6 separate regions of the Mus musculus genome follow, and regions 2, 3, 4, 5 and 6 are each linked to region 1. Evidence: chromatin loops called from intact Hi-C (ENCODE). Cell type or tissue: heart. All regions are shown on one strand.

Region 1 (5,000 bases):
CATCTGTATGAGCAAGTTACCAAAGCCAAAAAAAAAATAGTAATATCATATCACAAGTTGATGGTCACAGCTGCATATTTCTGGGTTAGAGTTGCTCAGGTGGGATTCCTGAGAACCTTTCTTCCTGGAGCTTGGGTCAGGGACAAAGAGCTATTTGAAATCAAGATGGACAGCTATCATAAAATAATGCTTCTTCAGAGATGAGCCCAGAAACGCTGAGTTTCTGTTTCCCCAAATTCTAAACTGTGTTGTTCTGTCTTTTTTTTTTTTTTTTTTTTTTTTTTTTTGACATGGTGTCTTATACATCTGAAGCCTGGTTCTAACTCAGTGACTTGTTGTGTTGCTCAGGACTGGTTTTAACCCCTTGACCCTCCTGCTTCCATCACCCAAGTACTAGCAGTACAGATGTGCACCTCCTGGGCAGCCAATATCTTAATCAGTGAGCACATTGATGGAATGTGCTCCATCACACATGAGGAAAGACCCTCTTCCCATATCCTGTTCAGCCCCTTTTCCTAGTAACGTGATTTTTTTCCCCTTTCGAGCCGAACAGGAGATACTCGAGTGGTCCACAGAGCCATATACATATCTCCAAAGATACTGCACAGAAAATGGGACTTTGTGTCCTTTCTTATGTTTGACAGTACTGAGTATGGCTGAGGAGAAGTCAGGGACACAGTATTCTTTCTTTCTCTCTTTTTTAAAGATTTATTTATTTATTTATTTATTTATTATATGTAAGTACCCTGTAGCTGCCTTCAGACACACCAGAAGAGGGCGCCAGATCTCATTACAGATGGTTGTGAGCCATCATGTGGTTGCTGGGAATTGAACTCAGGACCTTCGGAAGAGCAGACAATGCTCTTAACCACTGAGCCATCTCTTCAGCCCCCAGGGGACACAGTATTCTTATGGCCCTGGGAAAGAACTCAAAGCTGTAAAATGGCAGAGTGAAGATAAGGGAGCAACCAGGTAGAACTGAAGTTTCCAAGATAATCGAAATACATCTATCAGAATCTTCTGACTCTTCTGACAGGGATGCAAGTGTGGCCTAGTGGAAACGGGCTTGCCTAACATTCTTGAAGACTTGAGTTCATCCCCAATAAAGCAAAAGGACAAGCAGTAAAGCATCTTTAGAGTATCCTAGTACGACTGGTCACAGTAAGTGGGATGAGTCAAACTTCAAAAACCATGGCAAGGCACATAGCTGAATTAAAAAAATAAAATTAAGTTGAAAAAACAAAAGGAGATAATTATTTTTAGAAACAATGTTTCTTTAGCCATCGAATCATCCCCTTTAGGTTACCCGGAGGCATTGGGTGAAGAATTTGCCCTCTGGGGAGTGATGAGAGGCAATGCTCATTTCAAAGAAAACATGCATAATGTAAAAAGGTCACTTTCACTAAACCGTGGGGGCTAGGGGCCCACACCACCGTCTCTAGAAGTCTGGGGACCCCATGGTATCTTTCTGAGAGGGGCACCTCTGAGTTCCGAGTACTGTGCAACTCTAGCCGCCAGCGGCCACAGGTTACTAAGCTCCTGAAAGGAAAGCTGGATTGGATGGGAAAGGCGGCGAGAGAAATAACAGGTCAAGACAAAATTCTCTGATCAAGGCTCAACTTTAATTCTAGGGTCTGATTTTTAAAGGGGAGAGAACCCATCCCCCACTATGCCAGGATCTCGTTGAGTCGCTTTGTCAGGATCTGTCAGGAAAACAAGCTCAGCTGCTCAGCAGGTAGCTTCTTGCAGACAAAAGACTTGACAAAGGTCAGAAGACTCCACCCTAGGTGAACTAGGGAGTGAGGCAAACAAGGTCTAAGCCACCCTGCTCAAGGTGGCGGTGGTGGGGGGAGGGGGGCGGGCGGGCGGGGGGGGGGGGGCGGGTAGGGTAGAACGACAGCAACCTGGAGCTTCCCAGTCGCCCAGAGCAGACCCGCATAGTATTCGCTGAAGCAAAGTGTCGCATCTGTAGTGGGTCCCGCAGGGAAACTTGAATTCAACGCTACTTGACATTACTGAAGCTCTGACGCTTCTTAGAAAATATTACTGACTTAACAGGGTTTGGGGGGGGGGGGGGGGGAGTGTGGCTATGGTGTTGTAACCATCATTACCAGCAGGTGGAGACATTGTCACGTACTGACTCATTTTTAAAGCCAAGGAACTGAAAATGCAGAACTACTGGTAAAAGGACCAAGAGAATCTGAACAAGGGGGAAAATCGGTGGCAATTTACGGAAGTGATCTACCTCCCGAGGGAGCAAATTCAGTCCCACACTTGTGTACTGATTGCCACCACACTAGTAGGGAATCACTGCCCTCCTCCTAGGTGGGGCTCTGCTGGAGCCACTGCCTGCTCCTGTCAAACAGTCCCTGAGGGAGGAGTGAGGATGATTGCAGGAAAGACGGAAAGAAGAGACAAGAGACAGATAGGGAAGACTGTCCAGTGAGTACAGCAGCAGCGTGTTTAATGAGTTTAGCCTGTTTTATACCCCACAGTGCCGTGGGAAGCAAAACCACAAGCTCGCAGACACAATGGCTGACATATCCATAGGATATCTGTTCCCATCCAGATATCCTCTGGGAGCCTTCCTGCTCCTTCTACAAAGGTTAATCGGAAGTCCAGTCCCTCACCTTGAGCCTCAAGTGCATCTCCTCTTATCGTTCCATGCATCAGTAGGCCAGGAAATCTTCCACTCTGCAGAACATTCTGCCAGGCCACAAACTCTGTTCTGTTTTGACCCGGCCTAGCAGGCAAGGTTTTACTCTGCTAGAGAAGCAGGTAACTGGCTCCCGACAGGGCTCCTAGATCACAGGTGGTAAAGTCACAGCAAAAATTCTTCTCAAAACACCTCCATGAAATGCAAAGAAGCAGGTCCCTTTATTACCAAATCCCACAGTGATTCTCCCAGCTCAAAATGTAATCCTTTCTTGTGCCTGTGGTTAAAGGAAATAGAACAATACAAAAGGATGCAAACTTATTTTAGGCCAGCAGTGCAACACCTTCTCATTCCTAATGCCAGGTGTCACCTGAGGTCTTACCTTACTTTAATTTCCATAGACTGTAGTGCTCTGTACAGGCAGCAGATCCCAAAACAGGGAGAGAGAAGGTGACCTGGCACACATCAGAAAAGTTACCTCTGCTTTCTTGTGCAGAGGAATTTATGAAATGGTCAGAGACTGTGAGTCAGACTCCGAAGCAATACCACAGAGTTTAATGCTCACTCCTTCCTACTGGCAGCCCACTGTAATCTCACCTCTTGTTCACTCAGCTAGCTGGAGATAAAGCAAAGCCCACAGTTGGCAAGGTCTTTAGCACCTGGACTTCTTTCTTGGGCACAGTAGAGTTGATACAACAGCTCTAACCACACAGTTATGAGACTGTGTCCAGGCCAGTTTTGCTTCTCTGTATACCATCAGGCATTCCAGTTCTGGCTGTAGTGACACTGCGGATTCCTTCCCCACAATTCCCTGCAAGGAGTCTGAAGAACCTATTAGTTAAGATAATTTCAAGATTACTTTGCTCCAAGTCAGAAAAAAAAATACCTCTTATTCTATTACCTTTTCCACATCAAATTAGGGTGGTGGTGTGTCATCAGTGCTAAGGAAATCCAATCAAGATATTAAAAATTATACAAATAGTCAAAGACATTCCATCGATAAAATCTAAATTGGTGTGATTCATGGGCTAAATCCTCTTAAAGCTAACCTTTTGATGTCAAAAGCCTTGCTCCTGCAAGTTAAAAATCCAAGGACCGAAATTCATCCTCCCATCTGCTCTGTCTGTTCCAGGAGTTCTCTGCACCTGAGCAACTTCAGCAGCTCCCACATCTGCCCCTGAGCAACTTCAGCAGCTCCCACATCTGCCCCTGAGCAACTTCAGCAGCTCCCACATCTGCCCCTGAGCAACTTCAGCAGCTCCCACATCTGCCCCTGAGCAACTTCAGCAGCTCCCACATCTGCCCCTGAGCAACTTCAGCAGCTCCCACATCTGCCCCTGAGCAACTTCAGCAGCTCCCACATCTGCCCCTGAGCAACTTCAGCAGCTCCCACATCTGCCCCTGAGCAACTTCAGCAGCTCCCACATCTGCCCCTGAGCAACTTCAGCAGCTCCCACATCTGCCCCTGAGCAACTTCAGCAGCTCCCACATCTGCCCCTGAGCAACTTCAGCAGCTCCCACATCTGCCCCTGAGCAACTTCAGCAGCTCCCACATCTGCCCCTGAGCAACTTCAGCAGCTCCCACATCTGCCCCTGAGCAACTTCAGCAGCTCCCACATCTGCCCCTGAGCAACTTCAGCATGCTCCCACTACTGCCCCTGAGCAACTTCAGCATGCTCCCACATCTGCCCCTGAGCAACTTCAGCATGCTCCCACTACTGCCCCTGAGCAACTTCAGCATCCTCCCACATCTGCCCCTGAGCAACTTCAGCAGCTCCCACATCTGCCCCTGAGCAACTTCAGCAGCTCCCACATCTGCCCCTGAGCAACTTCAGCAGCTCCCACATCTGCCCCTGAGCAACTTCAGCAGCTCCCACATCTGCCCCTGAGCAACTTCAGCAGCTCCCACATCTGCCCCTGAGCAACTTCAGCAGCTCCCACATCTGCCCCTGAGCAACTTCAGCAGCTCCCACATCTGCCCCTGAGCAACTTCAGCAGCTCCCACATCTGCCCCTGAGCAACTTCAGCAGCTCCCACATCTGCCCCTGAGCAACTTCAGCAGCTCCCACATCTGCCCCTGAGCAACTTCAGCAGCTCCCACATCTGCCCCTGAGCAACTTCAGCAGCTCCCACATCTGCCCCTGAGCAACTTCAGCACCTCCCACATCTGCCCCTGAGCAACTTCAGCAGCTCCCACATCTGCCCCTGAGCAACTTCAGCAGCTCCCACATCTGCCCCTGAGCAACTTCAGCATGCTCCCACTACTGCCCCTGAGCAACTTCAGCATGCTCCCACTACTGCCCCTGAGCAACTTCAGCATGCTCCCACATCTGCCCCTGAGCAA
Region 2 (5,000 bases), 440 kb after region 1:
GTGGACAGATTTTAGTGATCCCTAGCTAGATCCCAAATGAATCCAATAGAGAATTTAAGGTTTATGTGATAAGCTTTATAACACAATAACTGGGCAGTTAATCTATTCGAATCCTCTAAGGTAATCTGGCTACCTCCCTGCCCAAAAACCCTGAGATACTTGTATTTTAGTTTTGATGTTGCTCTCTGGGATTCAGGTGTTTTTCCATGATGTCTCTCCTGGACTGCTTCCTCCTGGCCTGTCCTCTATTCTTCCTTTGTCTAACAGAAGTCCCGCCCTATTCTCTCTTTTGCCTAACCATTGGCTGATCAGCTTTTATTAACAAGTCAGATAATAAGTGGGGAATAATGTTTGCACACACTTGAGAGGGGAGATACTTAAAATAAGCACTACAATGTCATGTCTGGATTACAACCATATATGGGGGCTGAGAAATCAGGATTTGAATAATACAAGGATAATCTTTACACAGCGTACAATAACATTATGCCTGCAATATACTGTACCCACATGAAAATTTCTTCACATATATACATATAGTACTGTCTAGATTAAACACCTAGAAGAACATGCAGTGTTTACCTTTATAAAACTAAGTAATATCAATATCATACATACTATGTCAGTCCATTTCTTAGTAAAATTTGTGATTACAGTATCTTAGATCCAAAGAGCATCTCTCTCTCTCTCTCTCTCTCTCTCTGTAATAAATATTTATATTTACCAAATTGTTTTCCATTAATATTTTCATGGATATCTATGTTGATTCTGGTTGTTTACTGTTGGGAATAAAGAGCAATAAACATGGGGGCACAAATACACCTACATACAGCAAATTATCAGGTTCTCTGAGTATAACCACAGGATTGAATTAGTAGTGAGAGTGCAGAGACTGGTTCCATTCGGTTGAGGTCATTATGGGAATTAATCTGTAAGGTTCCAGTGTTTATTTCAGCACCCATAGTCTATGCTTCTGTACTCTTAGAGGCTACTTTGGGTCTGTGTTCCACAGTGGAGTAGACTCCACTGCAGCTGATGTTTTAGTACCTGCCTTTAGTTCACAGGATCTAAGGAATGGCCAAGGCATTGACTCCATGTGATCCCCTGGCTGTTTTGTGAGCAGTCCCATGTACACTGATTTCTGAGGGCTCTCAGAAAGAAATCCTAGTTGCAGGTGAGGGTGGATACCAATTTAAAATGTTTGTGCTCTGTATACTCTTGTTTCTACAGTACAACTCAAAGCCTTTGCATTTATGTCTCAACTACATACAACAAGTTGGAGAAATGACTGGATGTGTGACCTGCTTTTATTACAGACACCTTTCTACCAACAGATCAACAGTAGTAGTCTCTGTTGGACATAGGTAGCCTGTTAGCTGGTTTTAATCAATGCCTCCTTGGGCTGCTTGTTGATCTCCTTTCCAATGTCTGAGAGTCTGGGGCATTAACTCGGGACAAGAGATTTAGAGGAATGTTAGATAGACACTTGCTTGGGTGTGGCTTGGGAATGTCAAATTTTATCTTCAGAGTCAACCTCCTTGGCCTGCTCAAACAGCATGTGTTCCTGTATATGTAATATTAGCAATGCCCTGGAGGAATTATTTCTATATATTCGAAAAGTAGAAACACAAACAACAGTATACAAGTTTGTTGGGGCAGAAACCAAGCCAGCTTTGTACCGCAAGTCCATTTGTCAAAAGTTACTGAGGAGCTAGGAGCATAGTCAGGCACACCAAGGTTGGTTTCAAACATCCTTTTATAAAGTTACGTTTCCTTCCCACGTAGGTTAGTGTATTGCTTTGTTATTTTAACGAACTACTAAGTCAACGTTTTTTGTTTTTTTGTTTTTTTCAAGAAGTAGTAATATTAAACTTACAACTAGAAATGACTTGTAAGCCATATGTTTCTGTCAAAGGCTCGACTCATATCCGTACATCTCCGATGTGGTTCTGGGGTCCGAAACCAAATGGGGTCGCATTACCCATAGCTTTTCTGCAGAAAAGGCTTCCTCCTTCAACCTTCTACTTTGTGTTACCATCCACGTACCTCTCCAAACAGTAGAAGTCACCCACCCTGGGTTCTGGGATTTCCTTCGCACAGACTTCTGGGAGATGTAGTCCGCACCGCTGTGACCACTGGGAGCCTTCCAGGAAATCCCCTTCTGACTTCAGGTTTGTACTTGTGCCTCTTCCTCAAAGTTGGGCGGAAATCCTATGCGGCTATCTATTCCAGTTGTCTCTGACAAGAAGGTTGGTCCAGTCAGCAGCGTTGCTTGGGGCTCTGTGCGGGGTCTGTGTCAGGGAGGTTGGTTCAAGGAAGCAGCATAGACTGGGGTGGGTGCCAGAGCAGGGCTCTGTCTTGGAGGGAGCGCTTCTGGGCTGGGTGGGAGGGCGGAAGCAGCTGCCAGGACTTGCTGTGCTGAACTGGCTGGGACCGCTGAGGCTGCAGTTTTGGAGTGAGGGGACTGGCCTTTTGGGATTGTGTCCTGAGTGAAGGTTTCCTTTAGAACACCGAGAGCAGCCCGAGTCTGCCTTGGTTCTCTGGTACACTGGAGCAGCTTGGTAGTGGGGGACTAGATTGCAAACTAATGGTGATGAGCTGACTACCTGCTCCTGAGAGAGTGCCAGAGCCCACAGACCTGCATTGCTGGAAACGCGCATTCCTGGCTGCCCCCATCTCACCTGGATGCTGCCAGAGTCCTTTGTGTCTTTAGAGTAAAAGGGTTTCTGGTCCCCGTGTACTCTGTAGCCAGCTTATAGCAATGGCCTTGAGGTCTGACTGTGTTCACTTTTCTCTGCCAGTAAAGAATTAAGAGAGGAAAAATCCGAGGTACTACAGGTGTCGTTTAGGGGAATTCTGGGACACTGCCAACAGATCTGCCTGAATGCACTGAAAATCTTGGACTAGGGTTGAAGAAACGCATGGAGTGGATACACTGGCAGGAATGTCTACAAGGCAGAGTGGGATCGAGACGAGCTCACATCATGTTTCACCTTGAGGGCTGTATTTTCTAAACTTTTGAAAGGACCTCCATCCCTACTTTACAGTTGAGAGTTTTAAAAAAAGAGATAATGTCCGCTTGGCCCACAATGGTTCCGGTCAACATGACATTATCAGGGCTTGGACTTGTTGAAGAAGTTTATGAACATTGTGTATATTTCTGCCAGTGTTTCTGTTATCTTGTAGCTTTGCTGCCCATGGTAATATGAGGTATAAAAGGGCGGTGAATAATAAACTTGAGGCTGCTGTGGTATTGACCAGCAGTCCTCCCAAGTCTATTTCTTGGCTCTGCATCTTTTTTCGGCCTCTCCTGTCTTTAATCCTCACTCCACACTCAGAGACTCTTTGACACTTGGCACAACCTAGGAGTTGCTGCTTCATGATCTGTGTTGTATGTATTTTAAGCACTGTGTAGTATAGACAGGCTGGTAGGGAATGGGGAGTCTGTATTGTTTGGAACCTGATCAGGAATCCATCGTTCTCTTTGCCTCTCTCTCATGTTTACTTCCCATCAATGTCCTGTTAATCTTTAGATCTGCCCGACTCTCTGAAAATTTATCTCTGATTGTCACTGACAGGAGATGCAAGAGTTCTTAAAACATCTGCGCTGTCCTTTCTGTTGCTCTAGACTTCCTCTAGGATGGGCTTCCATTGAGTGGAATGTAACCATCGAGCTCCCAGTTATTGGAAGGATAGGTAGTAATTGTTAATGGGTGGAACTGTTCCTGCCTCAGGTCAGACATTATTTGCATTTCTTTCCCATTGAAAGTGAATTTTGCAAGTCTCTGATTCCCCTGCAATGTTTGCTGTTAATTGTACTGGCTATAATCCCCACAAAACGGTATCCTGTTTACAGGTCCCCGGACCTCCACCCCCAGGGTCTCACAGGAGATTGTACTCAAGACAGCAGACACTTGCCCATGCAGAATGGAGGAAGCCAGTGCTGGCCAACATAGGGAGTGAGCCCCGCAGTTAATTCTCCATTGTGAGCATGCTCTGATTCTCTCACAGAGAGTTGTTTTGGTCTTTGCTCTGCTCTGGGCTCCTGCCATTCTCCACATTGCTGGTTTTCCCGTGGCCTTGGTGATGCAAACATTAAAAAAAGTGTAATCTGCTTTTTCATACTCGTAAAGACAGGATCTTTCTCTACTAGCTGTACAGAAGGTTTCAAGACCTTTCAATTTATTTTTCCCTTGAGAAACTCCTATTCACCAAAGTGCTTCATTATGCCGGTTAATTTTGGAGATGTTCTGGCCTCTTTATTGCTGCTGAATGCTGCTCATTAGACAAAAGACTATTTTCTGCGCAGTCAATCTTTAAAGAAAATATAATTTTGTTGTCCTATAAACTCTTGTGACAATAGCTATTCCCTCTTCCCAAGGGTGCAATCACCTTGCACTTCAGACAGAAGACTCACGGGATTGCAGTTGGATCTGACATGAAGATCTGAACAGGGACGAGTTATCCATACAGATTTAAGGTGCTTTGCCAGGTTCCAAGGGAGAGAAGAAATCAGTAGCCCTGCTTAGCTCTTATACCAGTGTGCCACAGCAATGTCCTGTATGTCATTCCAGCCGTAAAGATGCCACAGTGCCACTCAATATCTGACCTATGCAGAAGCTGTCCAATGGGACTTAAAGCCTCATCAATAGAAGTTACATCATGCTTAGAAGCTGCCGCAGGTGACTTGTTAGGTTGAAACCTTAGAGGGGAACATACTAATGCCATGTTATTAGAGCATCCTAAGATCTCACTGCATTCTGATTGCTTTTCCTTAGACCTACACATGAGTGTGTAGCTCTTACTGTTCAAAGCGCTCCTACACATGAGTGTGTAGCTCTTACTGTTCAAAGCGCTCCTACACATGAGTGTGTAGCTCTTACTGTTCAAAGCACTCCTACACATGAGTGTGTAGCTCTTACTGTTCAAAGCGCTTCTGGCTGCATCAGAGAGAGCTCTGCAGAAAACTGAAACTTAACAAAGCCCAGAGGACTATGTAT
Region 3 (5,000 bases), 430 kb after region 1:
TCTCCATTAACCTCTCTCCATCTAAGTCTCTTTCAGCCCCTAGCCTGCCTCCCAGGTGTACCCGTTTCAAATAGGCCGCAGGCCGGCATGCAACAATTCACAGCCAACTCACGCAATTATAACAAAATACCAAATTAATACATGAATTCCTGATGTTGTCATGAATTAGTGAAAAAGGAAAAGTAATGTATGACTCATTTTATAGGTAATTCTGGGACTTTACTCAAGGAATTATGAAAAGTGGGTCCTGAAATTCCAAATTCTTGAAATAATAAACTAGCATCAGCAAATGTATTTCTCTGCTACGGCACTGTGATACACGGCGCAAAAAAACATGCTTTAGGGAACATTGCTCACAAACATGGCTCTGTACCCACCCGAGAATAGGAAGAATGGGAACATGGCTAAAGAAGAGCAGAGTGATGTGGGAACATGGCTAAAGAAAGAGCAGAGTGATGTGGGAACATGGCTAAAGAAAGAGCAGAGTGATGTGGGAACATGGCTAAAGAAAGAGCAGAGTGATGTGGGAACATGGCTAAAGAAAGAGCAGAGTGATGTGGGAACATGGCTAAAGAAAGAGCAGAGTGATGTGGGAACATGGCTAAAGAAAGAGCAGAGTGATGTGGGAACATGGCTAAAGAAAGAGCAGAGTGATGTCAGGGACATGGCTAAAGAAAGAGCAGAGTGATGTGGGAACATGGCTAAAGAAAGAGCAGAGTGATGTCAGGAACTTGGCTAAAGAAACAGCAGAGTGATTGTTCTATTTAAAAATCTCAAACAGTATGGTTAGTCCTTTGCATGCTGGTCTCCTGGTATGTTCAGAACCTTGAATATTAGTCTATGAGTTCTTCCTTTAGTGTTCTACCCCTTGCCTCCTCCATCTCCTGTCCCTTGTCACTGTGCTTTGTGTCGCTACTGAATTCTGGACAAATGCAGAAACCCAGACAACAGCCAGAGCCACCTCATTAAAGTCTGTATTTTCATATCATTTCACATTCATGGCTGTGTATATGTAGTGTTGACAAGAACCTTCTCCCTCACCAGAACTTTCTGTTGATAGAAATGTTTATATGTATGGTTTATAATATAAGCATATGGCATTAAATGGATGCTTCTGTGGATGTATTTATTTTACATTTCATTTGTCTTCAATGTATAGAGCCCATATGGTCTTATAGCTTCTTTTACCTTTTTTCCCTTGAAGATGAGCCCATTGTGAGGTCATATGAGCACCTTTGATGTGTCTGAAGAATATTACTCAGTGATTTGAGAAACAGGTCTAGCTCTTTCATCCTTACACAGAATCTAGATTTGTGTCCACAGGCACATGATGCCTGTGTAAGGGTTTCTATCACTGTGATAAAGATCATGAGGAAAGGCAACTTGAAGAAGAAAAGGTTCATTTCAGCTGATATCTTCAGGTAACAGATCATCACTGAGGGAATTCAAGTCAGGAACCAGCGCAGAGACCACACAGGAATGCTGCTTATTGGCTGGTATTCCATGGCTTGCTCAGCCTGCTTTCCTATACCATACAGAAACACCTCCCCGGTGGGGTCCCACCAATACTGTAGATATCTCATTATCAACACTAATTAGGAAAATGCCATAGGCCTGGCTACAGGATAATCTCATGGAGACATTTTTTTCAAATATTCTTCTCTCTCCTCAAATAATGCTAGCTAGTGTCAAGTTGACCGGAGAACTATCCAGCAGAGTTCATCTTGGTATGTAAATGATTTTAGTGGTTTTAATTAATTTAAGCTGTGATATCATTCACTGGTCTTCATTTCAGGAAATGCTGTCATTCAGGGATGTGGCCGTTGATTTCTCTGCAGAAGAGTGGGAATGCCTGGAGCCTGCTCAGTGGCATCTGTACAGGGATGTGATGCTGGAGAATTACAGCCACCTTGTGTTCCTGGGTGAGCACTGCATCTGTAGAGAATTTGTATCTCACCATTAACATGTAACTTCCTCACTTTGTACAATACGGGACTCATGGGCGTATTTGCTTTTCAACAGAAACTTTCATATTCTTTAAAAAAAAATAGTCAGGTTGTTGTACAGCTAAGAACTACTTCATTGATTTTCTCTTTGTGTGTTTAACCTTTCTGTGTTAGAAGTATACATCTTTCACTATTAGAAATTCAAGGGCCGGGCATGGTGGCACAAGCCTTTAATTCCAGAACTTGGAGGCAGAGGCAGGTGAACTTCTGAGTTCGAGGCCAGCCTGGTCTACAGAGCAAGTTCCAGGACAGCCAGGGCTACACAGAGAAACCCTGTCTCAAAAAGAAAAAGGAAAAAGGCAAGAGCATGAGGCTTGGAGTACACTTATTAATTAAAATGTCTAACAATTCAGTTTTAATATTTCTCCCTTTAAATGAAACTTACAGTCTGGACATTGTATGTTCCAATATGTATTCTGGTAATCTTGTCAGAAACCATTCTAAGGAAATAATTCTCTTTCCTTGTAAACACTGTTGCTTGAAGGGTCTTATAAATTTCCTGTAGATGAACTCTTATATAACCTCATTACCTTTTCCTACAAACAGGGCTTGCTGACTCTAAGCCACAGCTGGTGACATTTCTGGAGCAAAGACAAGGCTCTACTGGTGAAGAGAGACAAGCAGTAAAAGCAGTGTTCCCAGGTTGGTAGGAAAGAGGAGGTCGGAACAACGTGGAGGTGCAAAGATCCAACAGATCCCATATACCTTGAAACATGATGTCGTTGTCAAGAAAGGCTTAGGCCTCTCTCTCTTGTCTTTGCTTCCAGAGAAGGACATGTCTCAGATGTTTGTGGTGGTTTAAGTGTCTTCAGCTTTGTGTTTCCTGAGCAGTGAGCAGTGCTTGTATTTACAGTGACTTCCATGGCTCTTCATTTTGTTGAGTCTCCATTATAAAGTGAGACTCAGGGAAATGCCAATCAGTGGAGGTCAGAGCTATAATCATTTACCCACTGGGATTGGGAGCTGGCTCATGCCAGAAAGATCTGTACATCAAAGGGCGGCGTGACTGGGTCAAACCCACAATTCCACCACACAGAGACAGGCAGGGCCAGATCACTCAACAGATTCAGTTCTGTTGATTGGAACAATTTGGGGTGGGGAGCACTTGGATAAAAGCCGTACAACCAGACTCACGTTGAGCAGTTCTTTCTCCACTGATCTTAGGGGAGAGTCAAAACATTGACTTATTATATGAGGTGTATATATACATTTTCCTTGAACTATAGGTACAATAATTTAACAGAGGCTATTTTTTTTCATCAAAGATTTACAACTAGTTATTTATCAGGGCCAGACCATTAGACTTAGGAAGAGAAGGATGACAGGACCCTTCATGAATAGAACCCCATCAAACTACACAGCGAGGGTAATGTGATGAATTAACATGACCTGTGCACACATAGGGTCTTGACAGTTTCAAGGAAAAGTTTATAGAAAACACAACATGGTCATTATGATTTAGATAGCATGCAGACTTACCATAATCACTAAGTTCATGGTTATAGCGTATGTCAGAATTTAGCTATGATTTTGGAGTTATGATTAAGAGACTTTAGCAATGTGTCTCTTCTATCCTTTTTAAGAATGTGCATTCCGTTAGTTGTTCTTGTTCTACACAGCTTTCTACCATGAGGTAAATAACAGCAGCCTCTACTGGAAACAGTTCACCTCTTAGCTGTTCTCCAGTGCGTGGTATCTCTCCCTGGACTGTCCTGTTGTTTTCCGTCTAAACTGTCACAGAGTTGGGGAGACAGTTTAACCCAGGACAGAGGCTGTGGGAGAAACTGAGTCAGTTACACTTGAGCTGGAGGTGGGTGGGGCATATTCTACCTCTGGAACTGGGGTTTCAGTGAGCTAAAACAGCATATGACGATTTATAAAATCATTCTCTGTATTCAGATGGCATTGTTTCTCTGTAAGACTGAACCCAGGCATGTACCTAAGCATGACTTGTTTCAGTGTCTTCAGATGTGGGCAACAGCCTGAGAAACTCAATGTCTATTTTCCTTTTACACAGGCCCCAGTGTTAAGGATACTATCCTGATTCTATGAGACACGGATATATTGGCTCCGTTATGGATCAGTGTCTAAGTTTTACATACAAAGTATACCTGTAACCTTGGAAAGAGACATTTAAAGAGAGAAACAATGAAAACTAGACCACTGAGGAACTCAGAAAGTTCTAGAGAGGAAAGAAGGGTATCAGGGCTTGTTGGAGCAGAAACAAAGATCAGCTTCAGCCATAAGACAGTGGAGTCTCAAACATACACAAACTTGCGTGCACACACACACACATAACCCTCAAAGGAATAAGGTTCGCAAACCTTGTATAAAGGACCCAACCTCACTTTCATCTTCAATCTCCCAAACAAGCAGGGTAGCTAGAGGACTCTCCCCACCGAAAAATTGGCTTCAACCCTTTTCCACAGTGAGCTTGAGTCCTGGACCTACAGGCTGGCTAGACTTCTGTCGTGCGTGGGTCCCTGCTTCTTCCCATTGTGGAGCCCCTGGCCTGGTAGCTACCTCAGTAGCCTATGTTCTGCAGTAGAGATGATCCTGACACTACTTTGCTCTTATTGTGTATGAATGGGTCAGTGAGATTATATAGCTCAGTCCCAGCAGCCAAAGGATCCCTTTGGGCAAGTGTGGTAGGGAGTTACTAGGTTTAGACTTTTGACAAGACCATAAGGGGAACTTGGTGCTGGGCATGAGTGCGTTGAGAAGCGGACATGGACTTTCGTGGAGAACCACTAAAGCAACCTCAGCAAGGTCGTTGGCATCTCTCCTAGAGCCCAGACAGGAGAACAGAGGAACTCTATAGCTTCTAGTTGCCTTAGTTCTAAAGTGAGCTCAGACAGTGGCCCTGAGGAACCAGTGTAAGAAACAGAACAATAGCTGAGACAGCATACATCAGGTGGATTTTTCAGTCATTCACTGCAGCATCCACAGAAATGACATAATACATGGATTTGCCTGAACTCAACATCTTTAGCT
Region 4 (5,000 bases), 160 kb after region 1:
AGCTCCATGAAATAATTAAAGGATAAAGGAAATTCATACCGGAGAAGGTATGGGCTAAGCTGAGACAGCGTTAAACCCGAGCGCTGGTTCACTTAGGTTCAGCAGTGAAGCTTAAGAGGAGCTGGGTAACAGGCGGTAGGCCGTGGCTCTCCGAAGCTACATTAGGCGTGAGAAAAGAAAGGGTTTATTAAAAGGAAATTAATAATCAGGCGGATTGCCGCAGTTAATAAAAACTGCATCATGAGGGAGGAAAATGTTCCAAAAAGCAGAGAGAAATTTCTCTCTGGGCCTTATAGCAGGAGTACTCTGTTCCCTTTTGTGTCTTGTCTAATGTCTGGTGCACCAATCTGTTCTCGTGTTCAATTCATGTATGTTCGTGTCCAGTCTGTATGAATGAATGTTCTATGTTTTATGTTGGATAATAAAGATGGTATAAAAAACTTTATCTGCAAAGCCGAGAGCTGCCACGTGTTTCAGCCAGGAATCAGACACGTGGCAGGAGGGCCCCTGCTGGAAAAACTGTTCGTTTTAGGAAATAAGGGCGAGTGCACAGCCTCTTAGTTTCGGAGTAAAAAAGCTGATAAATGGTTTCTGACTAATGTGTTTGAGAATGGTAAAGTGCCTTTTATTCTATGATTGTAGCTAGAAAAATTAATATTCTCTGATTGGTCTAAATGTAACTGCTTCATTTGGTTCTTTTTTATTGATAATGTGCTCTGCATGTTTTCACATCCAGCTCATAAGTTGTTGGTTAAGATTAATAATTGTTACATTGCTATAGATGGTTAGTGTTAAATTTGATAACTCAAGTTTAGAGTCCTTCCGACACGTGGCATAAAGCAGGCCAAGAGGCTGGGTTTCTAAAGATATTTCTAGTTTAGATAATAATTAATGTGGTTCCTATCCTAAATAGTAAAATTTAAGATAAGATCTAAAACAATGCCTCTTTATTAAAGCAGTAAAGCTTGCTTTAATAGGTATTCATAAGTATTAATTGGCATCCAAACTTCGTAATGGGATAGTAATGCTTCTAATATTGATTTTAAAGATGATAAATTGTTTTAAACTTGGGTTTTGCTTTCCCAAGGTTGTAGGTATTATCCTAACCTTGCACAAGAAACTTAAAAATTATGGTTAAAACTGCCAGAGTTCCACTGACTTCAGCCTGCAGTTTCATTGCAAATTTAAGATTTTCTACTCACCCATATATTGTTAATTAAGATTATTACAAGAGTAATCATCTTTTGAAAGCACTAATACAGCTCACTTCATACAAAACTGTGACAGAGTTATCTAGTTATGTTTGTCTTTGTGAATAGATTAGACAATCACTTTGGCTATAGTTGCTGCCTGGCAGGAAACTGCAGTACGGGCAATTTTTTCACAACACTAAAGTTGTGAAGAACATTTTAACTGTAAGTCATCTTAAGAAAGAGTATCAAACTTTAGAGGCGTAGACGGTTACATTGTTCCTCTAGAATTGGTCCTTATTACAGGAGGGCCAAGATGCTCAGATTAAAAAAAGTATTTTACCTTTGAGTCAATGCAGGGCTCTGGGCAGCCCCAGAGCGGCTTGTGGCCTTCTTGTGTTTTGCAAACAGTGCCTGAGAAAGTTTTTCCCTGTGTCCAAGAAAATTTCTTTTTAACAGTGTTGCAGATCTATTCAGATGTTTAAAATAATGCTTAAATTCAAAGAGTTTTGCTTCAGGTGAACTGTAATCACTAGAAAATTTTGCCTCTAGGTATGGCTAATGTAACTTTACCTTATGTAAGAAAAATTTTTATTGTTTCTGCTTCTATACTTGAAGCCAAGAGTTTTAATCTTTCAGTGTATATTGTTTCCTAAGTGGAAAGTATTTTATTAACTAATGCTTCTTAAAGGAAGTTTACCTTAAATCCTTGCTCTCACCCAAAGGATTCAGAGACAATCCTTTTATTACTTAGGGATTTCGCACAGTCTCTGCTCTGAAACAGCTTGCTTTTGAATTATTGTGCCTCAGGGAAGTATGAAATCTTTTCTGTAATGCCATTTGTAGCTTTAACTCAAGCATGAACTACACAGGAATAAACCTTCCCACGAAAAGATGGGAATTCTCAATACTCCAAGTTTCCAGTCTAACTTCTTTAATACATCGACCTCGTTTTACAGTGATATGAACATATTTCTGATACCTTTATATTCCAGGAGGAACGATCTCAGTGTTCTGCTTAGGAGAAGTGAGGGAAGTACAAGGCAGCTACCAGTAATGTTCAAGTATTATCAAATGTGAATGATGACAGGATCAGTGGAGACAGGAAAATCAATAAAGAACATCAAACCAAACACAGAGGGAAATTGAAGAGCCAGTACACACACCATTGTGATCCTAGGAGCTGTGCCCCTCCTCTTGGGAGAGATTCAGAGGAGGAAAGCAAGTGCTCAGAAAATACTTGGTGGTGACTCACTTTGATTTCTAATTCTGTCTTAAGTACCTGGGATGGTTTCGATAACATCTTAAAGAGATAATGCCCACTCTTACATTATCTTCCTTTTTCATATTTTAAGTAAACCATGAAAGCATTAATTTTCCACTCCGTAGTAAGATGCTAATAAGTAGAGATGTGCTTTTTAAAAAACCAAAAACAACAATAACAACAAAAAAGATCCGAGCTTTAAACTCACAATGTTTTAGAAGAGATAACAAGGAAATGCGATAAACATTACTGTGAAACTCAGCTCACAGGCTAACATCGCGTGCTGTGACCAAAGACTTTTTTTAAAGCCCAATTTCCCTGTGGCTGCCCACATGCTGCAGCCTGTTTTTTTCTAACTTCAGCTGCCCAGAGCTGGGCTGCAAGGCAGGCAATGCACAAGACCTCTTCTGTGGGTCCCTGTAAGTCCTTCCAACTGACTTGTGGGAAGTGTAGTCCCGTCCCTTGTGAGGTCATCAGAAAGGGCCCTCGGAATCGAGCTTCCTTAGTCTTTCTTCAAACTTCACTCCTCAAATGTATGCAGTTGTCCTCAGCACTACATCTGGATTTCTGACATGGAGGTTGGTGCAGGGAGCAGCGCCATCTTTCAGGTCTGAGGGGCTGTGCAGGGTGGCAGGTAGGGCACGGAGGGAGCTGGCTCGGGCTTATTGAGAGGCAAGAAGCTGCTGACCTGGAGATGCTGTGCTGACCTAGGCTGGGCCGCTGCGCCTGGGCACGGGTTTGAAGGGGAAAAGACTGAAAACAACAGGATGGCAAGGGCAGGCTGGGTCAGCTGCCTGCCTGTTCCTGAGATGCTGACAAGAGCGCACTCATCATTACCTAGCTGGCCCGTTCTCACGTGACTGTAGTCAGATTCTCAGGACATACAGAGCACTTGACATGTAGCACCCTCTATACGTTATGTCTTGGACACCACTCCTGGTTTGTGCTCAAACAGCTTCCTAAAGTTCCTAGTGTCCAAGGAGCAAGAATCCTGTGAGGGAGGGCAAACTGTTGTGTGGGATGTTAGTTCCTGTTCCTTTGGAACGAATTGTTAGACTCACGGATGCCCTGATTCAAATAAGATTTTCTAATAGACACCTTTGTGACCTGAATGCGACAATACATGGATATAAAACCACAAAATAATCTTGTAGTTGGTATGAACCAGTGTTTGCACAATCCAAATAAATAGGATTTTACACTAAAGATTAAAAATCACTAGACAATAATACCTCAACAATTCTGAGTATGTGTTGTGTCCAAAATTTTGACTCCTTTTCAGATGTGAGAGACTTGACTTGGTGTGATGAGAAATGGCAGGGGGGGCTAGAAAGTCTGAAAGGGAAGGGGGAAATGGCTCTGCTCATCTTCCAGGCTCTGTACATTGCACTCTAATCTGCAAGGATCTGTACATTGCTCTCTAATCTGCCAGAGTCTGTACATTGTTGTCTCTTCACTTGCTTTTCTTCTTTGTGTTCATGTTATCAGCATTGTCTGAACTCTCTTAAATTTTCCTTTATCCCTTAATGTGACATTCATGTTTACTGACACACCCTTCTTAATAGTTTTAGAAAAAATTCTCCCAAGTTTTTCAACTGTATTTGAAAAGCTGTAAGATAGAACTGGAGAGATGGCTCAGTGGTTAAGATATCTGGCTGTTCTTCCAAAGGTCCTGAGTTTAATTCCCAGCAACCACTTGGTGGCTCCCGACTATCTATAATTGGATCTGATGTTCTCTTCTGGTGTGTCAGCAAAAGAATGCTCAAAGAAAGAAAAGAAAGAAAGAAAGAAAGAAAGAAAGAAAGAAAGAAAGAAAGAAAGAAAGAAAGAAAAATACTTTCGGTCTTATGGTTTACACATAGTATGTTTATGATCATTCAAAAATGCACAGTTCTCCTCTTGAAAGGTTAAGAGAATAGTTTAGTACAGAGCAATTTGAGTAGCCATGATCTGAGGACATAGATTTAGTTTAAACCAAATTCCATACTCTAACATGGAATCAGTTTCATGATTGTACACTCAGGAAGAGTGAGAATCAAGCATCCTCCATTGGGCCCTCCTTTTTATTTAGTGTGTCTGGGTCTGTTGATTGTATCATGGATATCTTCGTAGCTAATATCCACTTATAAGTGAGTATATATTATGCATATCCTTTTGGTTCTGGGCTAAGTCACTCAGGAAGATGAAGTGCAAGTTTCTAGTTTCTTTAAATTCAGTTGTGTCACGTAATGTTTTGCTGGAAGCTGTCTCGTCAGAGGGCATGTGATGTTTTGCTGAGAGCAGATGCTTGAGAACGTGGGTGATATTTAGAAAGAAGATAAATAGCACCCCACAGACAATGAGAGGATGCTTCTGCATTGATAGGACCTGCAAAGCTCTGCTGGTCTTCACTACATAGAGAGAAATGCACCAAAGAACTTCTGTGGGATTTTGGCTGCTTCTACTGATTCATATGAATTCAGTGGTTCCTTGTGCTTTCTGTTGGATCTTGCTATGTGTCCTGATTCATGCTTGATGTTTTGTAATTGGACTGGACTGCTGTCTTA
Region 5 (5,000 bases), 210 kb after region 1:
ATCTGGTAATGAATTACATGGCCATCGGACTGGTTGATTTTGTGTCAAATTGACACAAGCTAGAGTTATCACAGTCTATATCTTTTTATTGAAAACATAATCTTGTCTATTTCCTGAGGAACTGATTCTAATCTTTAGTGGTTTGATTATTGTATAACAAGGAGACACTGATAGTTTGAATATGCTTGGTCCATGGGAAGTTGTACTGTTAGGAGGTATGGCCTGATTTGAGGTATAGTCTTTCTACAGGAAGCATGTCAGGAGGTGTTGTTTGGATAACTCATATATGTGGTTGAGTCTGGCCAGTGTGACCCAGAGCCTCTTCCTTGCTGTATGCAGAAGACAGACCCCCTTCTGCTGCCTGCAGATAAAAATGTAGACCTCTCATTTCTGCCTAAACCTTACCATGCTTTCTACCATGATGATATTGAACTGACTCTCTGAAAATGTAAGCCAGTTCCAATTAAATGTTTTCTTTCATAAGGGCTTATCCCTAACTAGCTTACAAGTAAAAGAGGTTCAGACTCGAGGTTATTTCATCTGGCTTTGACAAGTACTGGGGTTCAACCCCTAATTTACTCTTCCTCTAACTGCTTTCTTGGCTACCTTCCCAGTGGTGTACTTCAGATACTTAATGTTTCTCCCAGCCATGTACACCCCCCCCCCATGGCAGCTCATCCTCTTCACCCATTCTTCCTCCTTTTCCTGGCCTCTTTTCCTTCTCTCTCTTCTCCACCCCATACCACCTAACTCAAAAGCCACCTACTTCTAGTCCTTCCAGTAATAGGCTGTACCAAATTTGATTTAACTAATAGTTTTCAATCAAGGAACAAGGTTTGCACAACAGAACCTTTTAAATGTGAGAGGTCCATGGTAAGCTTAGACCTTCAGATATAAAATTTAGTATTACAATACATAGCAACATACCAAACCTCAACACATACACATATTGGAAAACTAACTATGCTCAGAAATGTTAAGTCCTTCTGGTTGTTGGCAATGCCCTTCACTACAGCCATCAGGGGGATGACAGACCACTCATGACCTCATTCTAAACAGACATGCCAATCAAATGTCCAGGTGAATGTACTGCTTGTTGACTCTAGTTTTTCTAAGTTAAGGAATCTGTTCTGATCCCTAGGCAAACACACTCCCTAGAGAAGAAAAATTGGAATGGGATTTTGCACAGTCTCTGCTCTGAAACAGCTTGGCTTTGAATTATTGTGCCTCAGGGAAGTATGAAGACTTTTCTGTAATGCCATTTGTAGCTTTAACTCAAGCATGAACTACACAGGAATAAACCTTCCCACGAAAAGATGGGAATTCTCCATACTCCAAGTTTCCAGTCTAACTTCTTTAATACATCGACCTCATTTTACAGTGATATGAACATATTTCTGATACCTTTGAATTCCAGGAGGAACTATCTCGGTGTTCTGTTTAGGAGAAGTGAGGGAAGTGCAAGGCAGCTACCAGTAATGTTCAAGTATTATCAAATGTGAATGATGACAGGATCAGTGGAGACAGGAAAATCAATAAGGAACATCAAACCAAACACAGAGGGAAATTGAAGAGCCAGTACACACACCATTGTGATCCAAGGAGCTCTGCCCCTCCTCTTGGGAGAGATTCAGAGGAGGAAAGCAAGTGCTCAGAAAACACTTCGTGGTGACTCAGTTTGATTTCTAATTCTGTCTTCAGCACCTGGGATGGTTTTGATAGCATATTAAAGAGATAATGCCCACTCCTACATTAACTTCCTGCTTTCATATTTTAAATAAACAATGAAAGCATGAATTTTCCATTCGGTAGTAATATTCCATAAGTAAATCTGTGCTTTAAAAAACCAAGGGGAAAAAAAAAAAAGAAAGAAAGATCGAAGCTTTAATCTCACAATGTTTTAGCAGAGATAACAAGGAAATGTGATAAACATTACTGTGAAACTCAGCTCACAGGCTAACATCGCTTGCTGTAACCAAAGACTTTTTTAAAAGCCCACTTTCCCTGTGGCTGCCCATGTGCTGCAGCTTAGTTCTTTCCAACTTCAGCTGCCCACAGCTGGACCGCAAGGCAGGCAATGCACAAGACATCTTAGGTGGGGTCCCTGTAAGTCCTTCCAACTGACTTGTGGGAAGTGTAGTCCTGGTTCCTGTTTCGTCATTAGAAAGGGCCATCGGACTCGAACTTCCTTATTCTTCCTTCAAACTTCACTCCTCAAATGTATGCAGTTGTCCTGCTCAGCGCTGCATCTGGATTTCTGAGATGGAGTTCGGTGCAGGGACCAGCGCCTTCTTTCAGGTCTGAGGGGCTGTGCAGGGTGGCAGGTAGGGCACGGAGGGAGCTGGCTCGGGCTTGTTGAGAGGCAGGAAGCTGCTGACCTGGAGATGCTGTGCTGACCTAAGCTGGGCCGCTGCGCCTGGGCACGGGTTTGAAGGGGAGAAGGTTGAAAACAACAGGATGGCAAGGGCAGGCTGGGTCTGCTGACTGCCTGTTCCCGAGATGCTGACGGGAGCGCACTCATCATTACCTAGCTGACCCGTTCTCACGTGACTGTAGTCAGATTCTCAGGGCATACAGAGCACTTGGACTTGTAGCGCCCTCTGTATGTTATGTCCTGGAGACTACTCCTGGTTTGAGCTCAAACAGCTTCCTAAAGTTCCTAGTGTCCAAGGAGCAAGAATCCTGTGAGGGAGGGCAAACTGTTGTGTGGGATGTTAGTTCCTGTTCCTTTGGAATGAATTGTTAGACTCACGGATGCCCTGATTCAAATCACATTTTCTGATAGACACCTTTGTGACCTGAATGCGACAATACATGGCTATAAAACCACAAAATAATCTTGTAGTTGGTATGAACCAGTGTTTGCACAATCCAAATAAATAGGATTTTACACTAAAGATTAAAAATCACTAGACAATAATACCTCAACAGTTCTGAGTATGTGTTGTGTCCAAAATTTTGACTCCTTTTCAGATGTGAGAGACGACTTGGGGTGATGAGAGATCACAGGGTGGCACTGGAAAGTCTGAAAGGGAAGGGGGAAATGCCTCTGCTCATCTGCCAGGCTCTGTGCATTGCTTTCTAATCTGCCAGACTCTGTACATTGTTGTCTCTTCACGTGCTTTTCTTCCTAGAGTTCACGTTATCAGCAGTGTCTGAACTCTTTTAAATTTTCTTTTGTCCCTCAATGTGACATTCAGGTTTAGTGACACACCCTTAATAGTTTTAGAAAGAATTCTCCAATTTTTTCAACTGTATTTGAAAAGCTGTAAGATAGGGAAGGAGAGATGGCTTATTGGTTAAGAGCATGCCTATTCTTCCAAAGGTCCTGAGTTTAATTCCAGCAACCACTTGTTGGCTCCCAACCGTCTATTATTGGATCTGATGTTCTCTTCTGGTATGTCAGCAAAAGAATGCTCATATAAATAAATAAATAAATATTTTGAAAAGTTGTAATATAAATTTCAAAAGCCGTGGCACTCTTGGGGTCTTATGATTTACACATAGTAGGTTTATGTTCATGTAAAAATGCACAGTTCTCCTCTTAAAGGGCTAAGAGAATTGTTTAGTCCACAGCTATTTGAGTAGCCATGATCTAAGAACATAGATTTAGTTTAAACCAAATTCCATACTCCAACATGGAACCAGTTTCATGGTTGTACAGAACAAATAATGTCATTGACCAAGGAAAATTTGAAATACATTGGTGTGAGTCTGATAGAGGCATGCACTATGAGACATTGGAGATATTTTCAATGTCTAAGATACCATCTGATGAGATTTTAGCTTTTGGATTGATAGAAGCTCATGTTCTGCCTAGTCAGTGGATTCTGGGAGGTTTTTATCTATTGTCACAAGCTGTGTGGCCGACTACAGAGTGAGGCAAGGACTGACCCTGAAGGTAAAACCAGCCCAAGGTAAGACAGCTAACCCTAAACCTGCAGAATTCCAGGCTCTGCCTCTCAGTGAACTTCCACGTGGGCCATCAGACTCTGCACCCACAGACTCCTTACAAGAGTTTTGCATTCACAGAATACACACAGGTTTTTTTGTCTGTTTGGTTTTTTGTTTTTGTTTTTTGTTTTCAGGATTTCTCCTCCACAGCCCCTCCCCTATCTCAGGGGATCTTGCTTATATTATCACTCTTCAGTCAAACCAAGTGTTTGTGAGCCAGAGCTGGAGCCTGACTTACAGCATTCAAGTCTACTGTCAGGAAGCATGGGCTTCAGACCACCTTGTCCTAGCTACTGGAATTTTCAATGAGTTTGCAACCACATCTAGAATAAATAAACATTTCCTAGTTAATGATGCTAATCGGTAGGGAAAATATAACAGTATATGAAGTCGGGAATCACATGCTACCTTGTACACCAAAACACATTCATTACAACATAGAGAGGGTACAGCAGGGTGCTCATATATAAACTTACAGACACCAAATAGTCGTATATTTTCTATTAATCAGCCCTATGATAGACAAGTGAGCTAAAGCCTATTGTGTCATTCATCTCTGTGTTTTGGGGGAGGAATCAGGAATCCTGGAGTTCAAAGTCATCCTTTCCTTCATAGCCAACTCAGGGGAGCCTAAGCTACTTGAGACCCCTTGATTTAAAAGACTTTTAAAGCATACTGTATTGGGTGTAGTAATTACTTCTGTTGCTCTCAGTTCTGAGCACCAGTGACCTAACTAGAATCCATCCACTTGATATCTTCCTAATCCTAAAACCTTACCAATCTAGTATTTTGCTAGCATCCTTTTGTTAATGACTTGTGTTGAAGATCAGGATCTTGCTTACATTTACTGTGCAAGCAGTTAGGGTGGGGGGCATTCTCTCTGCCTTGCTTGACTAGCAGGGAATGTTAGCCTTTCTTTGTACTCTGACTATTCTCTATTATTTTCTGTCCTGACCCCATGGGCTGTCTGACTTTACCTGAAAGTTTTCAGAACATCTGACTCTGCCAATGGAAAATGACAACTGCATCTACCACTGTCTGTCACA
Region 6 (5,000 bases), 720 kb after region 1:
GATGCCCACCCAGAGTTCTCCTTTCACGAGATACAGGCCAGAAGAATGAATCAAGAAATGAATCCAACTTAGTCAGGGTTTCTATTCCTGCACAAACATCATGACCAAGAAGCAGTTGGGGAGGAAAGGGTTTATTCAGCTTACACTTCCACAGTGCTGTTGATCACCAAAGGATGTCAGGACTGGAACTCAAGCAGGTCAGAAAGCAGGAGCTGATGCAGAGGCCATGGAGGGATGCTACTTTACTGGTTTTCTTCCCCTGGCTTGCTCAGCCTGCTCTCTTATAGAACCAAGACTACCAGCTTGATGTAGAGATGGCACCACCCACAAAGGGACCCCCCCCCTGCCCACGATCACTAATTGAGAAAATGCCTTACAGCTGGATCTCGTGGAGGCATTTCCCCAACTGAAGCTCCTTTCTCTGTGATAACTCCAGCCTGTGTCAAGTTGAGACAAAACTAGCCAGTACAAAGTTGTCTACAACAAGTAGATATGAGTGATGTCTTTTAGATTTTCCAATTACACTGGACAGATTTTCAAAATATCCCTTTATGATAGTCTGAAGTTTTTGGTATCTGTTGTAAAATCTCCCTGTTCATTTCTGAATCTAATCATTTGGGTCCTGTTTCTGTTGGTTAGCTGGATCCAGTGTCCCTCAATCTTGTTTATCTTGTTTATCTCCAGCTCACTAAAGCTTGGTTTGACTGAGGACAGTATAAGCAAGATCGCCTGAGATGGAGGAGGGGATGTGGAGAAGAAACCCTGAAAAAACAAACACACAAAGAAAACCTGTGTGTATGTTGTGAATGCAAAACTCTTGTAAGGAGTCTGTGTGTGCAGAGACTGATGGCCCACGTGGAAGTTCACTGAGGGGCAGAGCCTGGAATTCTGCAGGTTCAGGGTTAGCTGTCTTGGGCTGATTTTCCCTTCAGGGACAGTCCTTGCCTCACTATGTAGTGGACCACACAGCTTGTTAATAGATAAAAACCTCTCAGAATCCACTGACTAGGCAGAACATGAGATTCTATCAACCCAAAAGCTAAAATCTCAGCAGATGGTATCTTAGGTGAATAGAATATCTCCCATATCTCAAGGTACATATACATACCTCTATCAGACTTACACCAATGTATTTTAAGCTTTCTTAGGTTAATGACATTCTTTGTTCTGTAAAACCATGAAATAGATTTCATGTTGGAGCATGGAATTTGGATTAATTAAACCTGTGTTCTCAGATCATGGCTACAAAAATGGCTCTGGACTAAACTATTCTCTTAACTCTTCAAAAGGACAACTATGCATTTTGCATGAACAGGAACCTACTATATGCAAATCATAAGTTCCCAAGTATGCCACAGGTTTTGAAATTTATCTTGCAGCCTTTCTAATACAGTTGAAAAATTTGAAGACTTCTTCCTAAAACTATTAAGGGTGCATCAGTAAACCTGAAAGTCACATTGAGGGACAGGGAAAATTTAAGAGAGTTCGAACACTGCCAATAATAGGAACATACATAAGAAAATCACATGATGAGACAATATCCAGATCCTGCCAGATTAAAGAGAACAATGTACAGAGCCTGGCAGATGAGCAGAGATATTTCCTCCTTCCCTTTCAGACTTTCCAGCTCCTCCCAGCGATCTTTCTCTCATCACACCAAGTCATCTATCTCTCACATCTGAAAAGAAGTCCAAATACTGGACAGAACACATACTCAGAACACAAACATACTCAGAACCGTTGAGGTATTACTGTCTAGTCATTTTTAATCTGTGTAAAATCCATAATTACATAGATTGTGCAAACACGGGATGTTACCAATTACAAGATTATTCTGTGGCTATACAGCCATGTATTGTGAGGAATCATGTCACTGAGATGTCTATTAGAAATTCCCACTCTAACCAAGGCATCCATAAATCTAACAATTCATTCCAAAGGAAAAGTAATTAACACCCCACACAACAATCACCGTCACAGGACTCTCTGTCCCTGGACACTAGGAACTTTAGAAAGCTGTGTGAACTCAAACAAGGAGTAGTCTCCAGGACATGACGTATAGGGGGCGGTAGATGTCCCCGTGTTCTGTATGTCCAGAGAATCTGACTACAGCCAGTGAGAATGGGTCAACTAGGCCGAGCACGTTTCCCTTTAAACATGCTTGAGCTCTGGTCAGCATCGCAGGCACAGGCAGTGTGCAGACCCTGCCTGCCCTTGCCATCCTGTAGTTTCTAACGTTCTCCTCATCAAACCTGTGCCCAGGGACAGTGACCCAGCCTAGGTCAGCACAGCATCTCCAGGTCAGCAGCTTCCTGTCTCACAACAAGCCCAAGCCGGCACTCTCCGTGCCCTACCCGCCACCCTGCACAGTCCCTCATATCTGCAAGATGGTGCTGTTCCCTGCACCAACCTCCATGTCAGAAATCCAAATGCAGCGCTCAACAGGACAACTGCACAAATTTGAGAAGCGACCTTTGACGAAAGAATATGGAAATTTGATGCTGACAGCACTTTCTGATGCCGTCACAGGGGCCGGGACTACATTTCCCACAAATCAATTGGAAGGACTTCCGGGAACCCACTGAAGAGGTTTTGTACACTGCCTGGATTACAGTCCACTGAGAGCAGGTGCACATGGACATGCACAGGGAATTTGGGCTCTTTTACAGTCCTTGGTCACGGCACGAAATGTTTGCCTGTGAGCTGAACCTTTCACATTAATCCCGCCTATCAGGTTTCCATGTTATCTCTGATAAAACATTTTGATTTAAAAACTCCGACCTACTATAGAATCTTATTAACAAATGGAAAATTCATGCTTTCATGATCTGCTTTATTTAAGAATGTGGAAGCAGGAAGTTAATGTAGGAGTGAGCATTATCTCTTTACGATTCTATTGAAACCATCCTAGTCGCTTAAGATAGAAGAATTAGAAATCAAAGCTAGTCACCAGCAGATGTTTTCTGAGCACTCCACTGGTTTTTCTCTTCTGTATGTCTCCCAAGGGGCGGGACAGAGTTACTGGGATCACAATGATGTGTGTACTAACTCTTTTTTTTCGAGGCAGGGTTTCTCTGTATAGGGTTTCTCTGGCTGTCCTGGAACTCACTCTGTAGACCAGGCTGGCCTCGAAATCAGAAATCTGCCTGCCTCTGCCTCCGGAGAGCTGGGATTAAAGGTGTGCGCCACCACGCCCGGCGTGTGTACTAACTCTTAATCCACTGTGCACTATAGGATTTCCCCCTGCCTTAGGTTTGATGTTCCTTATTGATTTTTCTGTCTCTGCACTGATCCTGTCATCGGTCATATTTGACAATATTTGAACATTAGTGTTATCTGTCTTGAATTTCCCTCACTTCTCCTAAACAGAACACTGAGATATTTTCTTCTTGAATACAAAGATATCAGAAATATTCATAATACTGTCTAATGAGATCACTGTATTAAAGGAGTTACACTGGAAACATAGAGTATTGAGAATTCATGTCTCTTCTTGGGAAGGTTTATTCTTGTGCAGTTCATGGTTGAGTCAAAGTTACAAACCCTGTTACAGAAAAGACTTCCTACTTCCCTGAATCCTAATGATTCAAAAAGAAGCTGTTTCAAAGAAGATACTGTGCCGAGTCCATATTTAATTCTTCTTTTCCAGTGAGTATGTTTATCCAGGAATGCAGAACGGCTTCCTCAAATTAGAAAAATTAGAGTCAAGGAACAATACATGTACCTGTACTTGATTGGCAAGTGTCATGACTGGTCTGTCCTCCTCCTGAATGCTGCAGTGAAGGGCATTGACAGAAACCACAAAAGTTAGTATTTCTGAGCATAGCTAGTTTTCCAATATATGTTATGTGTTGAGATCTGGTCTGTTGCTATGTATTGTAATGCTAAATTCTGTATCCAAGATCTAGTACTACAGCTGACTTCTCATATTTACATGGTTCTGTGGCACAAACCTTCATCCTTGATTTAAAACTATGGGATAAATCAAATTGGCTACAGCCAATTACTGGAGGGATTTGTGGAGGGCGGGTATTGAGTTACCTGGTAGGGGGTGGAGAAGAGAGAGAAGAAAGAGAGACCAGGACAAGGAGAAATGGGGAAAGAGGATGAAGATGCCCTGGGACAGATGGACCATGAGCCTGTGGCCAGGAGAAACAGCAAATATCTGGGGTAGAGCACTGGGAAGGTAGCCATGACGGCAGTTACAAGAGTAGATTAGTGGTTGTGTTCCAGTAATTGCCAAAGCCAAATGCTATAACCCTAGGCTGAGTTGAATTTATCTGTAAGCTAGTCAGTCATAACCTTAAGTACATTGTGCTACTTGTGTGTATGTGTGTACATGTATATTTGTATCTGCTACATGCAAACCTACCTAAGAGAGTAGTCATTCATAGGAGATGCGCTCATCCTTGAGGATACAGCATAGAGTCACGACTCTTCTACTGTCTCCATTTCTTTGCATTTTGCCTGTGTAATTCAATAGGGGGAGTAGCTACCGTGGTATAGTCACAACCTGAAGATTTGATCAAAGAGGAGGCTCATTCAGCACACTATTAGGGACCCAGGCATAGTTATGGAAATGTCTACTGGAGCTAGAGTCTCAGGACTAATATGTTTGTTTAGGCCATGTTCACCATTTTAAATATATTGCCTACTATAATTTTTTTACATCTTGATCATTTAATTTTCTCTCTTGGGAACAATCCCTAGTATGTGTCATGTTTAGCGAAATCACTTGAATATCTGTGCTTACAGGCTAAAGAGATTGTTCAGTAGTTAAAAGTAATTAATGGCCGGGCGTGGTGGCACACGCCTTTAGTCCCAGCACTTGGGAGGCAGAGGCAGGCAGATCTCTGAGTTCGAGGCCAGCCTGGTCTACAAAGTGAGTTCCAGGACAACCAAGGCTACACAGAGAAACCCTGTCTCGAACCTCCCCCAAAAGTAATTAATGTTTTATAGAAGATGAGTTTGTTTTCTAATATGCATATGGTGGCTCTCAA

The links. A loop is a pair of places that touch in the nucleus more often than their neighbours do. Peaks named below come from ENCODE experiments on the same cell type or tissue, not always from the same donor. Only the 100,000 strongest peaks of a DNase experiment are listed, where the experiment ranks them.
Region 2: a loop joins it to region 1, with 2.3 times the contacts of the local background. A loop is called at or near these places in 5 of 42 quality-filtered maps.
Region 3: a loop joins it to region 1, with 6 times the contacts of the local background. A loop is called at or near these places in 5 of 42 quality-filtered maps.
Region 4: a loop joins it to region 1, with 5 times the contacts of the local background. A loop is called at or near these places in 7 of 42 quality-filtered maps.
Region 5: it touches region 1 in a loop (9-fold over the local background); 16 of 42 quality-filtered maps call a loop at or near these places.
Region 6: it touches region 1 in a loop (2.5-fold over the local background); 2 of 42 quality-filtered maps call a loop at or near these places.

Annotation. Positions count from the first base shown.
Region 1 is chr13:67,841,483-67,846,482 of GRCm38, reverse strand. Gm10037 (predicted gene 10037) reads right to left here. Exons shown (of 4, transcript NM_001309374.1): 4 at 3,191-3,487. The coding sequence ends at 3,413. Among named protein-coding and RNA genes, the nearest start is that of Gm10037, 13 kb to the right of the region's middle. In heart, CTCF peaks have their summits at 761 (motif pointing right), 1,944 and 2,146 (motif pointing right); a DNase peak (open chromatin) is centred at 2,142; H3K4me3 peaks cover 1,130 bases; H3K27ac peaks cover 1,025 bases.
Region 2 is chr13:67,396,945-67,401,944 of GRCm38, reverse strand. Zfp429 (zinc finger protein 429) reads left to right here and starts at 2,178. Exons shown (of 4, transcript NM_001080941.1): 1 at 2,178-2,249. The coding sequence starts at 2,214. In heart, no CTCF peak of the experiment used is centred here; a DNase peak (open chromatin) is centred at 2,244; H3K4me3 peaks cover 1,610 bases; H3K27ac peaks cover 869 bases.
Region 3 is chr13:67,410,756-67,415,755 of GRCm38, reverse strand. Zfp459 (zinc finger protein 459) reads left to right here. Exons shown (of 4, transcript NM_177811.4): 2 at 1,796-1,922; 3 at 2,553-2,648. The coding sequence starts at 1,799. Among named protein-coding and RNA genes, the nearest start is that of Zfp459, 8.2 kb to the left of the region's middle. In heart, a CTCF peak has its summit at 1,920 (motif pointing left); no DNase peak of the experiment used is centred here.
Region 4 is chr13:67,681,465-67,686,464 of GRCm38, reverse strand. It overlaps Zfp738 (zinc finger protein 738), which reads left to right and starts at 2,953. Exons shown (of 4, transcript NM_001001187.3): 1 at 2,953-3,062. The coding sequence starts at 3,027. In heart, no CTCF peak of the experiment used is centred here; a DNase peak (open chromatin) is centred at 2,904; H3K4me3 peaks cover 1,112 bases; H3K27ac peaks cover 967 bases.
Region 5 is chr13:67,634,945-67,639,944 of GRCm38, reverse strand. Zfp729a (zinc finger protein 729a) reads left to right here and starts at 2,164. Exons shown (of 4, transcript NM_183146.4): 1 at 2,164-2,298. The coding sequence starts at 2,263. In heart, a CTCF peak has its summit at 2,592; a DNase peak (open chromatin) is centred at 2,144; H3K4me3 peaks cover 1,135 bases; H3K27ac peaks cover 874 bases.
Region 6 is chr13:67,125,725-67,130,724 of GRCm38, reverse strand. It overlaps Zfp759 (zinc finger protein 759), which reads right to left and starts at 2,497. Exons shown (of 4, transcript NM_172392.3): 1 at 2,411-2,497. The coding sequence starts at 2,416. In heart, a CTCF peak has its summit at 2,068; a DNase peak (open chromatin) is centred at 2,444; H3K4me3 peaks cover 1,041 bases; H3K27ac peaks cover 928 bases.